Linked DNA regions of Mus musculus: region 1 is linked to region 2. Evidence: chromatin contacts called from ENCODE Hi-C or POLR2A ChIA-PET data. All regions are on one chromosome and are shown on one strand. Each heading gives the region's core, a stretch centred on a gene start or an enhancer-like site at or near the end of the contact. The rest is flanking DNA. Distances are from core to core; before and after follow the strand shown. Region 1 holds the start of Slc1a4 (solute carrier family 1 (glutamate/neutral amino acid transporter), member 4). Region 2 holds the start of Actr2 (ARP2 actin-related protein 2).

Region 1 (6,779 bases), core at 3,327-5,826, 220 kb before region 2:
ATTTAATAATGTCCTTCAGGTTCGTATAGATTTAGCTTTTGGAATGGTCTCCTTTATCTATGCATCCACTGATAAACATCTAATTTGGTTCTGTCTCGTGGGTATTGTGCCTAGAAGCACAGATGTCCAGCTGGTGACATGGTTTATTGAGTAAAGGCACCTGCCACTGACAATCCAAGACCCATCCCTGGAATCATCATGATGGAAGGAGAGAACAGACTTTTACAAGTTGTTTGGTATCCACAGAAGCACTCAAAGTGCCCACACACATACTCAATAAATGTAAAATATTAAATTCCGATATCTTTTCAATATGCTGATTTCACTTCCTTTGACCATACCTAGAATCCCTGGATCAAAGAAATGGCTTTTGATTTTTAAGGACCTGCCATGTTGATTTGCATTTTCTGTAACGCTATACTAATCTGAATACCAACAAAGTATAAGGCTCCCTTCTCCACCCACCCTCACCAGCACGTGCTTCTCAGCCCGCTCTTTCTGTAACTGCCATCCTATTCTTTCTCTTTATTCTAGACATTAGTCTAGGCTCCATAACAAGGCTCTCTCTCTCTCTCTCTGAAAGGGATGAGGGGGCTGGAGAGATGGTTCAGCGGTTAAAAGCAGTTACTGTATGACGTGTAAGTCCAGCGTGTGTGTGGTACAGTCAGGAGGATTAGGAATTCAAGGCTATCTGTAGTTACATAGAGAGTTCAACACCAACTCGAAGTTCATGAAACTCTGCTTCAAAACAAACAAGACAAAATTTCAAAAGCCAAAATAAGGAGGTTAGAAAGATGATTCTGTTGGGTAAGAGTTCAGATCCCAGCACTTGCTCAAAAAGTTAAGTGTGGCCAAGCACTTGTATAACCCCGTGCTGTGGTGCAAAAACAAGAGGATCACCAGCCGAGCTCCAGGTTCAGTGAGAGGCCATCTCAAAGGAGTAAGACAGACAATGATAGAGCAGAAAACCCAATGCTCTCCTCTGGTCAGACATAGACACCAGAAAATAAATACCCCAAACCAGTAATTGTTTAACACCTAGATAGAGAAGTATGGAAATAAACAAGGTGCAGTGACATATACCTGCGATCAGAAAGTAGAGGTATTGTGGTAAATAATATTACTTGGGAGTTTCTACTCTGCCTGGATCATTCAGTTCCCAGATAAAAGACACACACCAATATATTTATAAGAAGCCTTTAGGCTCTCTGCTCCTCCCTGTTCCAGAGACAGCCGCATCTTCTTGTGCAGTGCCAGCCTCGTCCCGTAGACAAAATGGTGAAGGTCGGTGTGAACGGATTTGGCCGTATTGGGCGCCTGGTCACCAGGGCTGCCATTTGCAGTGGCAAAGTGGAGATTGTTGCCATCAACGACCCCTTCATTGACCTCAACTACATGGTCTACATGTTCCAGTATGACTCCACTCACGGCAAATTCAACGGCACAGTCAAGGCCGAGAATGGGAAGCTTGTCATCAACGGGAAGCCCATCACCATCTTCCAGGAGCGAGACCCCACTAACATCAAATGGGGTGAGGCCGGTGCTGAGTATGTCGTGGAGTCTACTGGTGTCTTCACCACCATGGAGAAGGCCGGGGCCCACTTGAAGGGTGGAGCCAAAAGGGTCATCATCTCCGCCCCTTCTGCCGATGCCCCCATGTTTGTGATGGGTGTGAACCACGAGAAATATGACAACTCACTCAAGATTGTCAGCAATGCATCCTGCACCACCAACTGCTTAGCCCCCCTGGCCAAGGTCATCCATGACAACTTTGGCATCGTGGAAGGGCTCATGACCACAGTCCATGCCATCACTGCCACCCAGAAGACTGTGGATGGCCCCTCTGGAAAGCTGTGGCGTGATGGCCGTGGGGCTGCCCAGAACATCATCCCTGCATCCACTGGTGCTGCCAAGGCTGTGGGCAAGGTCATCCCAGAGCTGAACGGGAAGCTCACTGGCATGGCCTTCCGTGTTCCTACCCCCAATGTGTCCGTCGTGGATCTGACGTGCCGCCTGGAGAAACCTGCCAAGTATGATGACATCAAGAAGGTGGTGAAGCAGGCATCTGAGGGCCCACTGAAGGGCATCTTGGGCTACACTGAGGACCAGGTTGTCTCCTGCGACTTCAACAGCAACTCCCACTCTTCCACCTTCGATGCCGGGGCTGGCATTGCTCTCAATGACAACTTTGTCAAGCTCATTTCCTGGTATGACAATGAATACGGCTACAGCAACAGGGTGGTGGACCTCATGGCCTACATGGCCTCCAAGGAGTAAGAAACCCTGGACCACCCACCCCAGCAAGGACACTGAGCAAGAGAGGCCCTATCCCAACTCGGCCCCCAACACTGAGCATCTCCCTCACAATTTCCATCCCAGACCCCCATAATAACAGGAGGGGCCTAGGGAGCCCTCCCTACTCTCTTGAATACCATCAATAAAGTTCGCTGCACCCAAAAAAAAAAAAAAAAAAAAAAAGAAGCCTTTAAAGCACTAGAGCTGGGCAGATGTCGCCCCTCTAAGCTATTTTGCCTACTTCCCTATCAATGACCCCGAGATATAACTTGCCACGTTCTGCCTAGGCTGCTCTTACTTGAACTGGCTAGCCTTTATGGCCATGTTTTCATGATTTACCTATCCCCTGGTGTCTCCTCTCTCCACCTTCTTTCCTCCCTCTCATGGTCCTGCCTCAGACCCCAAGCCCAGGAACTGAAACCTCACCTGCCTCTCTTCTGCCCAGCTATAGGCTGTCTGCATCTTTATTGACCAATCAGGGATAACTTGAGGGGCAAGGTTACATAGTATCACGTTGATGTACTGTGAGGATCTTCTAGTCCCCTAGGCAACAAGGGCCAGTATTTAGCATTACAATACATAGCAACAAACCAAATCTCTACATAGAGGCAGGGGAGATTCTGAGTTCAAGGCCTGCTTGGGCCACAAAGGAAGAATTTGTCAAGCACTAGCATGCAGTCAACAGCATGGCTAGTGGAAGTAGAGGAGAGAAAGGACATTTCAACATGAGTCATGGGGCTTAACAACAGATCAGACTAGAGAAAACTTAAACATGAAGGTTCACAGAGGCAGATCATAATGATAGCAGTAACAGGCTGGAGGAGACAATCACAAATCTGATTCGGAATATGCTGAGCTGAGATGCTGCAGAATGTCTGGGTGGAGCTGTAAAGCAGGCAATTGGAAACCCACTTCTGGAACATGACTTCAGTCTTTTGCATAAAAGCAGCAGCTTAGGAAAAAGGAGGCAGAGCTACCTGGAAATGAGGAACATGGGTCTGTAGGAATCATCCATCCTTGCACAGAGAGGTAAACCATGTTCTGGGAAACAAGATAAAAATATGTATAGGTCCTCATCTAATGAACACACCTCCCTCCCACCAATAAGCTCCTATTTCAACAAGCTGTACATGACAGCTAAATGGCTTCATGTAAGGAACTCTTTGCTGTCTCAACAATTGGACGTTTTACACCTCGACAGGACATATTGATTTGCACAGGTTTCTGTTATGGTATACTTCAAAATTACTTTACTTCACATTGTCTTCCTCTTTAACTCAGCTACACCTAACTAGGGCTTTCTTGGAGGTCTGGGGAGGTAGTTCTTTTCAAAAGCAGAATAGGGAAAAATAAATAAATAAATAAATAAATAACACAATAAACGACTGCCAAGGTTTCCCTTTTTATCTGCTGTGGCCCGGGAAGATAGTAAATAAATGGCATTTTTAAAAAATCCATTGAACCATCTTTCAGACTGGCCAAACACTTGACTGAACTGTTGGCGTGCCAAGTCTGGAGACCCGGAAGGGGGTGGTTAAAATCCCGCTTGTGTTTCAGCTTAAGTTACATGGCAGACACGCCACCGAAAGTGGTGGCGTTAGAGCTCTGTTTCTCTGGGAGAGTTTTACGTCTTCAGCCTGCACACACCAGGCTTCTCCCCAGAGTCCAATGGACTCGCCCCAGAGGGCGCTAGTGCACGCAGTGGCTCACCCTTGGCACTGTGCATAGTGCCACCCGGACTCGCTGGTCACCTAAGGGTAAAGCTCTGCTAGAGTCTTGTACGTGCACGCAATGAGACTTTCCCCCATCCACCCACTCCTTTGTCTCTGTACCAGGAAAGCCTACAGAGCCCTTAGAAGAAAGGATTTCCCGCAGGATGGAGGTTGGGTCGTTCCGGACTCCCTAGCGGAGGGCGGGCACCAACCTCCGAGGGCTCCCCTCCTCCACCAGCTGAGGAGAAGAACTGCCGAGGCGTTCCAGACGCTCCCCTCCCTCTCTCCCCGAGGCCTGGACAGTAGGACTGAAAGCTGCCAGGAGACAGGATTGGCCGATGGCCTCACGCCCCGTCGGGAGAGCCCAGCCTGCCTGTCTCTCACTCTCTTTGCTGTGCCTCCCGGAGGGTGGGAGAAGGGCGGGACCTGGGAAACGTCAGGGAGGTGGGGAACGGATATTCAGGGTTCTAATTGGTCGTAACATCGGAGGTGCGCCTACATGGGCGGGGCGAGCTCAAGCCCCGCCCTCCTTCCTAGGCTGCAGCCTCCAGCGTGCCTCCTGCGTTGCATCATCTCCAGCCTGCAGCGGCTCTGAAAGAAGGCTGGGCGCGGCGCGGTCTGCTCTGCCTGGGCTCCAACCCACAACCCACGTCTCTCTTTTATCTTTCTGAAAAGTGTTCCTGTAGGGACTCACAGAGCTCGGAAGCCGCAGCTGGCACAGGCCACTGTCTCCGCCTGATCCATTCATTCGAAACCGGTCTTTTCTCCAAGTTCCTTGAGTGTTACCGCTTAGAGCGGTGGGCAACGACATGGAGAAGAGCGGCGAGACCAACGGCTACCTCGACGGCACCCAGGCAGAGCCTGCGGCCGGGCCCCGAACGCCCGAGACGGCGATGGGCAAATCGCAGCGCTGTGCTAGCTTTTTTCGGCGCCACGCGCTGGTGCTGCTCACCGTGTCGGGAGTGTTGGTGGGTGCCGGCATGGGCGCGGCGCTGAGGGGGCTGCAGCTCACCCGCACCCAGATCACTTACCTGGCCTTCCCGGGCGAGATGCTGCTCCGCATGCTGCGCATGATCATCCTGCCGCTGGTGGTTTGCAGCCTGGTGTCGGGAGCCGCCTCCCTGGATGCCAGCTCCCTCGGGCGTCTGGGTGGCATCGCTGTTGCTTACTTCGGCCTCACCACGCTGAGCGCCTCGGCTCTCGCCGTTGCTCTGGCGTTCATCATCAAGCCAGGGGCGGGCGCGCAGACCCTCCAGTCCAGCAGCCTGGGGCTGGAGAACTCAGGGCCTCCTCCGGTCTCCAAAGAGACAGTGGACTCTTTCCTCGATTTACTCAGGTACTGCTCTCCACCCCGCCAAAGGCACGGCGGGAGACGCCACGTGCACTCATATCACCTAGAGTTAATTCAGTTACTGTTGGCCCTTAACACTAAATTTCATATTTACGTCTGGGCTACGTGCTGGCCACACCTTTAAAGACTGGAGGCCACAGCTTTTTGCTGGAACCGATTTTCCGTTAGGTGGGATGTTAAGTGTATACCTTCTCAGTTGTGCTTTACTCCTTACACTGGGCTCTCTCAGTTTTGTTTGTTTGTTTTGTTTCGTTTTTTTAATTGTTCCTGTTTTCTCCCCTACATCACCCCAAAGCTTCCAGGACATTGAGTGACTTTCACCAGAGGAGCTATCCAGCTTGTAGTCTGAGGTTTTCTCTGATTCAGCCTTTGGTCTGGAAGGAAGTTGGCAATTTTCAGCAGAATTATGGATGTGTCCAAGAATAATAAAACTGGAGTTAGTTATGTGGAGCCCGTTGCCCAGCTACGTGACTGCCTCTCAGGCTTAGGACAGGTTGTGGACGTTCTTGGTCAGGATCATGGGGCCTAGCGTTATTTCTTTGTAGAAAGCGGGGAGATCCAGAGAGTTGAGATACACACACCTTTCTTTGCTTGTTTTTTTTTTTTTTTTTTTTTTTTTTTTCTCCACTCAGGAGTTGTATTTCATCCCCTGGGATGATAGAGTGTAGTTTTCAAAGCTTCACCTCTCCATTTGAACTAATCCAAAGTTCACAGATGGGAAAACATTAGTCTGCAGGCGTTTACTAATGTAACCAGGTTCGTCTGAACGAGGAGTCCAGCTGGCTTGCCTTCCAGCTTTCTGAGCCTTAGTGGTATATTTTGTCTTGAGTCATTGGGCAAAGCTCCTCATTGCTGAGGTGGTGAAAACCAGAGAACTCTGGGCAAGTGACTTGTCTTTCTCCTGTCTCCATTTCTTCATGTGGAAAATGTGACAGCTGTCTTGCCACTTCAAGAGTTTGTTCATCTAAAACAAAACAAAAAACCGAGACATGGTATTGGACGGGGGGTGGGGGTGGGGGGGTGGGGGGGTGGGGGAATCTGCTGAAAAAGACCAAAAGTTCCTGCAAACAGAGCAAGTGGAGGTAGCCTACGGGAACTTCGATGGAACTGTAGGCTTTGGCGCCTGCCAGGTGGCCTGGTAGTCCAAGAGTCTTAAGGTTTGAGACATAACTGTAGATGTGTTCAGAGATAGAGAACTCTACTGAAGCCCAGAGTAGCTTTGGTTTGTTCTGTCCTCAGGGAGAGAAATATGGGGTTTCAGGGTTCTTTTTGTAGAGCCATCTGTGGCCCAAATGGGAGTATGATGTTCATCTGTGCCTCTCTATGGTAACACAGGAGCCTTAATGGTGTTCTTCCATCATTGAAAAAGGAACTGACCAGTAATTGGGGGTAGGAGGAGTGAGAACCACTTTATGGCCATC
Region 2 (7,616 bases), core at 1,013-3,512:
AACCAGGCTTGATTTGGTACCACTGAGATGATGACCTGAGACCCCCACTGGAAATCTCCAATCTTTTGAAAAAACCCGGAAGTGAGGAGTGTGCACGAATGCTGAATGTTTGGGAATGGGAGGATGAGTGAGGCTTGAAAACACCACACTGAAAATCCTGCCACAGCCAACAGCAGCAGCCCTGTTAGACATGAGCTAAGTAAGCACTGAGTTTGTAGAAAACATAACATCAGCCATCTTGGAATAGAGAAACAATGGATTTACTTACTTATGAAAAACAAAAAAGCTGTCTCTTCCCAGGGAAGGCTAGAACTAGCTTTCCTGTCTTGGCCGGTGCCGAATGGGTGACTGATTTGGGAGAGGAGGACCTGGGTTCACCTGTGGGGCTGTGTTGTGAAAGGCAGCCTGGCCCCTGCTACTGAGGAGAAAGATGGAGCCCGGGTCTTGAGCCCACCTTCACTGTACCGTAGCACTTGGTACTGTCTATGTGCCCTTGAGAAGGCGCGTGGGGGATTTCACAGTCTGAGAATGAGTGTGTGTGAGTGAGGCGGTACCCACATTCTCAACTTCAAGTCATTGCAGTTTCTTTTTCCCAGAAAACAAAGGGGTTTGATGTTGCATTTCATAAACTAACTGAAGTTCTGGAGTTAGAGGATATAGAAATATAAAAGTACAGTTGTTACAAAGTAAATGCAGACTTCAAAGACAGAAAAAGCCACAACCCAAACCAAAATTTAAATGCTTGAAATTGGCATCATAAACAAGCTCTCTCCTGACTTGTATTGTGGCAGTCGGAATGCCCCCAGAAAACTGTGCCAAAGAGTTTAGAAAAAAAATGTACAATAAAAGCAAATACACTCGAAGCCGGGCGTGGTAGCGCACGCCTTTAATCCCAGCACTTGGGAGGCAGAGGCAGGCGGATTTCTGAGTTCGAGGCCAGCCTGGTCTACAAAGTGAGTTCCAGGACAGCCAGGGCTATACAGAGAAACCCTGTCTCGAAAAACAAAAAAAAACCAACCAAACAAACAAAAGCAAACAAACAAAAAAGAATAAGTTTCTGTTTCTTAGGTCTGATGTAAACTGCAAAACAAGTTTTCAGCCTAGCTAAACTTGGGATTCACATGACATATACTCTGACCCTTGACTCTTCCCTTTCACTGTATCTAACAATTCGCTCACATCTCGCCCATAAAACGGACCTCAAGCGACCGGCAGCGGTGAGACAGGTGGTTGGCCAGTCCTGGTGTACCCCAAAATTGCTCCAATTGGACAATCATGGATTTGGTCTTTTTAACTTAATATTCTTAGTTTTAACACAAGGATAGACAATGCGACCCTGTCTCAGAAAACAAAACTAAACTAAAATTAAAGGAAAGAGTTTTGTTCTTTGTTTTCGAGAAAGGGTTTCTTTGTTGTAGCCTTGGCTGTCTTAGAACTAGCTCTGTAAATAGACCAGGCTGGCCAGGAATTCACAGAAATCCAACTGCCTCTACTTGTGTGCTGGGATTGAAAGCAAGTTCACCACTATGCGCTAAGTGAAAGCATTATCTTTCTTTTTTGACAGGGTTTCACTTTATAGCTCTGGCTGACCTGAAACTTGCTATGTAGACCAGGCTGGCCTCCAACTTAGAAATCCGTCTGCTTCTGCCTCCCAAGTGCTGGGATTAAAGGCGAACGCCAACAGTGCCCGGGTGCATATTCAATTTCTTAAAGAGGTGCGTGTAACACTTGTCCCTGTTTCCAAGGGAGGTTACAGAGGACCTCAATTTTAAAGTCTGCATTTGGCAACATGGTGAGTTCCTGTTTGAGAAAATCAAAGAGGGAAGTGGTGAAGCAGAAAGAAACGAAAGCATCCCGCCAGGCTCCTAGGGCTGCATGCAACTGGAGGTGTGGAATAAACCGGAGGTTTGAAACTTGTAGGTGTATCCACCCAGGCCTAGGAGCAATGACACATCATGCCTCGGGACCTCCAGGTGGCTTTCGGTCTTCCTAGCCGGCTGCTCCACCCTTCTCCACTGCCGTCCCGCCACACACCCTCCGGCCTTCACCTGCCTGCCTCCTGTACAGCCGGCCCGGCCGCGCCCTAGGTCCCGAGACAACTTGGTCAGAGCCGCCGCCCCACCAGCCAAGCGCAGCCCCGGAAGCAGAACGAGGCGAGAGGGCGCGCCCGGGTCCGCGCCGGACAGCTCTCATTGGCCTTCTCGGCTGCCAGTCCCCGCTCTTCTTTTCTCTCTCTGCACCGCCCTCTTGGAACGGCTGCCGGGCGGGGACTTCCGGTTTGGGCGGAGCGGCGGGCCGAGGGCGGGGCCGTGTGGAGGAGGAAGCAGGCCAGGCCGGGCGGCGGCTCACCAGGACGAACCATGGACAGCCAGGGCAGGAAGGTGGTGGTGTGCGACAACGGCACTGGGGTAAGGCCCGGCGGGGCGGCCGCGTGTGTGTGCGGGGTGCGCGCGGGCCCCTCGGCTGCGCGGCTGGGCTTCGGGGGCGCGGGCAGGCGCGCGGGCGGGCGAGCTCTCGGGGGGCGCCGGCCGGCCCGGAGCCGGTGGCCCGGAGCTAGGCTACCCGCGCTGCACCCGAAGGCGGCGGAACCTGTCCCCGCGCGCTCGCAAGCATCCGCCGGCGTGCCGAGAGATGGGTCTAGACGGTGAGAGGCCCTGTCCCTCGGTGGCGAGGAGGTCTCCATTTCCGAGGCTCGCCTGTGTTCGTCCATACAAGACCTAGCGGCCTTCCTCTTCCTGTGTAGCGAAAGATGCCGAATGCGAGGCAGGAAACGGGTTCCGCAGAGAAAAGAGGAAGTGCTGTCAGGCCCCGGGCCGCGGCTGGAGTCTGCCCCGGGAGAGCGTGTGGGCTGTCCTTGTCGTCTGTGGTTTTGAGAGAGGGGGATGGTCAGCAGCTCCTGCTTCACCTCTTGCTTTGCATGCCGCCCTATTATAGACCTAGGACCTCTCAAGTAAATTCTAGTGGGAAGTTGGATCATTTCTGGTTCCTCCTCTGCTTCATTTTTTTTTTCTGTTAAGTACAGGATAGACACGTTAGTCTTGAAGATGCTAAAAATGTCAAAATAAGCCTAAAGTTCTGATTCAGAAAACTCGTTGCAACTGGTTTCTTTCTATCCCCAGTTAAAAGGGTGGAGCATCAAAGTTCCAGTTTTGAAGATGCAACTGTTTCTGACTCCTTTAGCGATTTGCAACATTTTGTGACTTTTCTCCTCTCTGCCACAGAGACGACACACAAATTAAAATAGATTTTACTTGAATTACACCTTTGAAGCCAGATTGTTGAAAGGGGAAGGAGCTGGTATTCACTGCCATTATAGTGCCCTTGGTTGAATTTGTTACAAACTTTGACAATTATTGTACTAGCTTCATTTAAGCTAAATCTGGGCTAGAATAGGATAGGTAACAATACAAAGGGACATCCATACCACTGCTGTGGTAACAGCCCTAAGATTCAGTAACTTAAAGGTTTTTAAGCAACCCCATTTATGTGCTCATTAGAGATATTTATATTTGCAGACTTCATGAAGGGATACATAAAATGCATCTCATTTTTTGAGATAAAGGATAAAGCAGTGAGGGAAATGGTACAATTTTATAAAGCTTCTAAATTATCAGGAAAAAGGTTTTTAAAGCAAAGCCTGTATTGTTACACTATATTTAAGCTAAATTATAAATGCTAAACTTTTCAGAAATTCTTATAAAAGTACTTATTAAAAAAAAAAAGTATCTTACTACCAAAGAGACGTCTCAGCAGTTAGGAGCACTGGTTGTTCTTGCTGAGAACCCAAGTTTGATGCCTAACATCTGTGTGGCAGCTCACAGCTATTCTGTAATTCTAGTTCAAGTGTATTCAGTGCTCTTTTCTGGCCTCTGTGGGTACTAGGCATACATGTGATACATATACAAACACTCAAGTAAACAGACATAACACTTAAAGTAACAGTGTCTTAAAAGTGTTTTAAAAAGGGCTGAAGTGATGGCATACATCTTTTATGCCAACACTTGGGAGGCAGAAACCGGCAAATCCCCATGGCTACATAGGGAGACTCCATCCATTTTTATTTTTTTTTTTTTAAATCTGTTTCTTAGGATAAAAAGATCAGCTACTATGGCATAAGTGAAAGGAGATGATTTTAAAAAAAGTTTTATGCCAGGTGTGGTGGCGCGCCCCTTTAATTCCAGCACTTGGGAGGCAGAGGCAGGCGGATTTCTGAGTTCGAGGCCAGCCTGATCTACAAAGTGAGTTCCAGGACAGCCAAGGATACACAGAGAAAAAAGTTTTATATCTATTTTTGTAATTATTTATAAACTTTATTCACTTTTTTTGTAGATATGTTTGACTGTGAATGAAATAGTCGGATCCTCATATACATCAGCTAGTTCTGATTTAAATCGTAACGCAGTTAGGAATATTGTGATGTCTTTTAAGAAAACTTGACGACTAATAGCTACTTAGATTTTGGGTTGTTTCTTAACTATTTATTCTTCTTTGTTCATCTTAGTTTTACTTAGGTACCTGAAGTTATAATGATGCCTTTACAATTAAATATTAGAGAAGACATTAAGACTTGATTTTTTAAAACAGTAATAGAAAAGGGGTTGGGGAGATGGCTCAGTGGATAAGCACCTGACTGAATCTCCAGGACCCACGTGGAGTGGAGCTGGCACTGTAACACCAGTGCTTCCACCACAAGGTGGGAGACAGAGAAAGGAGAACCCCAGGAAGTTTTTGGGCAAGCTAGAGCTGTATGCAGCAGTGGACAGCAAAGGACAGGTGAAAGATGAGGACCAGCACTTGAAGTTGTCCTCTGATTTCCAGATGTGCACCATAGCATACAGTCTCCCCCACTCTGACATATGAATATACTTACCATCTAGTCACACACTCATGGGGGCTGGAGTGGAGCTCAGTTAGTAGAGTGCTTGCCTGATGCTTGAGGAACTGGAGGGTCCATCCCCAGCACTGTACTATCAAATGTACGTACTTGTAATTTCATGGGAGGTAGATACAGAAGCATCTTAAATCCTTAATTAAATGGTGGTTTCATTTACCTTTTGTATACTTTAGATTTTAAAATGTGAGCTATTTAAGAAGGTAGATTGGTTTGTTTTTTATGATGCTAAGGATTATATCCAAGGATTTGGAAGATAAACGTTCTTTCTGAGGTGTACCCCCAGCCCTGAAAAGTTAAAATTAAAGAAAAAAGGTAAAGATTTGTTATATTTTTATATGTATAGGTGTTTTGCCTGCATATATGTATGTATACCACATGCGTGCCTGGTGGCCCAAGGGAGGTTAATCCTCTGGTACTGAACTTAGAGATGATTTTGAGGTACCACGTGGGTACTGGGACTGGATGCTGGATCCTTTGCAAAAGCAAATGCTCTTAACCACATCTCTTCAGCCCCAAGAAATTAAGGTTTTAAATGTTCTTTTGATGACCTAGATGCTTGATCCACTCTCTTTTCCTATTATCCATAACTAGACTCTTGTCTCAGTAGCCCAGAGAAGGAAACCTGCTTTTTAGAATAGGGCTTTGAAAGTGGGCATTTAGGTAAAAAGTCTGCATACCTCTTTTATTTATTTGTTTGTTTGTTTGTTTGTTTATTTATTTATTTATTGTTTTTTGAGACAGGGTTTCTCTGTATAGCCAGGGCTATCCTGGAACTCACTCTGTAGACCAGGCTGGCCTTGAACTCAGAAATCCTCCTGCCTCTGCTTCCCAAGTGCTGGGACTAAAGGCATGAGCCACCACTGCCCAGTCCATCTGGATACCTCTTAACTGAATTTTGATTCCTTTCAAATTGAGTCCAGATTCTTGGTGTTAACATACAGAATTACCAGACTTCAACAGTGACTTCATTGACCAGATTTCCCAAGTGACTACCATGTTGATGACGCGATGCTTAATAAAGTTTAATGATTGTCCATAGACATTTATAATGCTAAAATTCACATTTGTGGTTGTTTTATCATGCTTCTACTAACATATGTGTTAAATTTAGGAGTATTTTAAGTAAAAACAAAACAACTTGAGTTTCACCATGTGGAAGACTTTGGTCTAATAGAACAACCATTGGCCTCAAATAAGAACGGTCACTATGAAGTTGAAATACAAGCACCACCAATTATTAAGGGAAAGAATACAAAGCAAGGAAGCTCAAATGGGAGTTTAAAAATCTCAGCAAGGAAGTGGAGAGATAGCCTAGCAGTTAAGAGCACTGTCCCACTGTCCCCTATCCCATCAACTGCATGGGGGCTCACAACCATTTGATGCTCTCTCTGACAGGAAGATGTACATGCAGATAGAGTACTCATGCATAAAATAAATAAATCTTTAAAAAAATTTTTTTTCCGAGACAGGGTTTCTCTGTATATCCCTGGCTGTCCTGGAACTCACTTTGTAGACCAGGCTGGCCTCAAACTCAGAAATCTGCCTGCCTCTGCCTCCCGAGTGCTGGATTAAAAGCATGCACCACCACCGCCCGGCTAAAATTCTATATATGTATATATCAGTCTGGTAGAGCCTGCCTGTCATGCCAGTGCTTGGGGTGGAGAGGCAGAAGCATCAGGAATTTAATCTCTCTAGTCTGGGCGGTGTGACTCCTTGTCTCAAAAGACAAGAAAATCCTGCTTGGTGCTACTTCCAGCATATGGGATCACCACAAATTCAAGGGTAGCCTGGTCTACAGAGTGACATTCTGTCTCCAGAGGTTCAGTGATCATTGCACACAAGGTAGTAGAAAGAATGGTAGAGCCCAAGGCAGTGGTTAGAGCCTCGAGGAAACAGTGCTGCTGGTCGCACAGGAACTCAACAGTGACAACGTGTACAAGACCGTGCAAACCTAAGCCAGAGCAAGTTCCGGCATGGAGGGGAGTTAGGCAAGAAGTTCCACCCCAGGCAAGGAGCTATGGGGAATTTAGCTGCTGGGAGTGGAGGGAGAGATACGGACATCTTCCCTACCAATATAGCCCCTGATAAGTCAGCTTCCCATATTCCCACGGAGCACTGCATACTCAAGAAGTTTTGGACAAACTAGCCTGGATGGAAAAGACAGTTGAGTGGGAAGGGACGGGGTGGGGTGGTGGATCTGGGGAAGAGTTGGGGCAGGAAGGTGAATGTGATCAAAACATGCGAAATTCTCAAAAAACTAATAAAATATTTTAAAAATGAAAGTTTTTGAGTCTTATTTAAGGAAAATGTTGCATTGATATTGAATATAGACAGGTCGTTTGTTCCTTTTTGTCTTAAGGAACATTATACCTCTTACTGTTTGATGACTCAGTAGGAAGTAGAGAGCCTGCTCAAACCACAGTGCTACAAGGAAGAAGCTATATATGGTAAAATCTGTTTCTTGAACACTGCCTGTTACACTCAGTGAGGGAGCTCAGTCACCAGCCTTAAGATGATTGACGTGCAGGACGGATTTCAGTGATTACAATGATACCACAGAGTAGCCTAGAAAAGAATATCTTCTTTGTATTTTGTTATGACTTAACACTTTTTTGAGTTTTTTTGAAGGAATAGCTTGTCAATTAATTTTACATTATTGAATTTGGTTATTTTAATATTATTGGATCTTAATGCATTCAGATTTGTAATAGTGTGAGATAGC

The links. Hi-C counts contacts between places; a loop is a spot of excess contacts on that map. ChIA-PET counts read pairs that join two places held with the same protein, here RNA polymerase II (POLR2A).
Region 1: a map of left cerebral cortex shows a loop between it and region 2 (5-fold over the local background). The contact joins the promoter of Slc1a4 here to the promoter of Actr2 in region 2. A Hi-C loop is called at or near these places in 1 of 37 maps with a recorded cell type or tissue (left cerebral cortex). POLR2A ChIA-PET finds 5 or more read pairs at or near these places in 3 of 5 experiments (Patski and embryonic stem cell).

The regions. Positions count from the first base shown.
Region 1 is chr11:20,330,510-20,337,288 of GRCm38, reverse strand. It overlaps Slc1a4 (solute carrier family 1 (glutamate/neutral amino acid transporter), member 4), which reads left to right and starts at 4,576. Exons shown (of 8, transcript NM_018861.3): 1 at 4,576-5,343. The coding sequence starts at 4,817. It also overlaps the pseudogene Gm12033.
Region 2 is chr11:20,107,597-20,115,212 of GRCm38, reverse strand. It overlaps Actr2 (ARP2 actin-related protein 2), which reads left to right and starts at 2,262. Exons shown (of 9, transcript NM_146243.2): 1 at 2,262-2,408. The coding sequence starts at 2,361.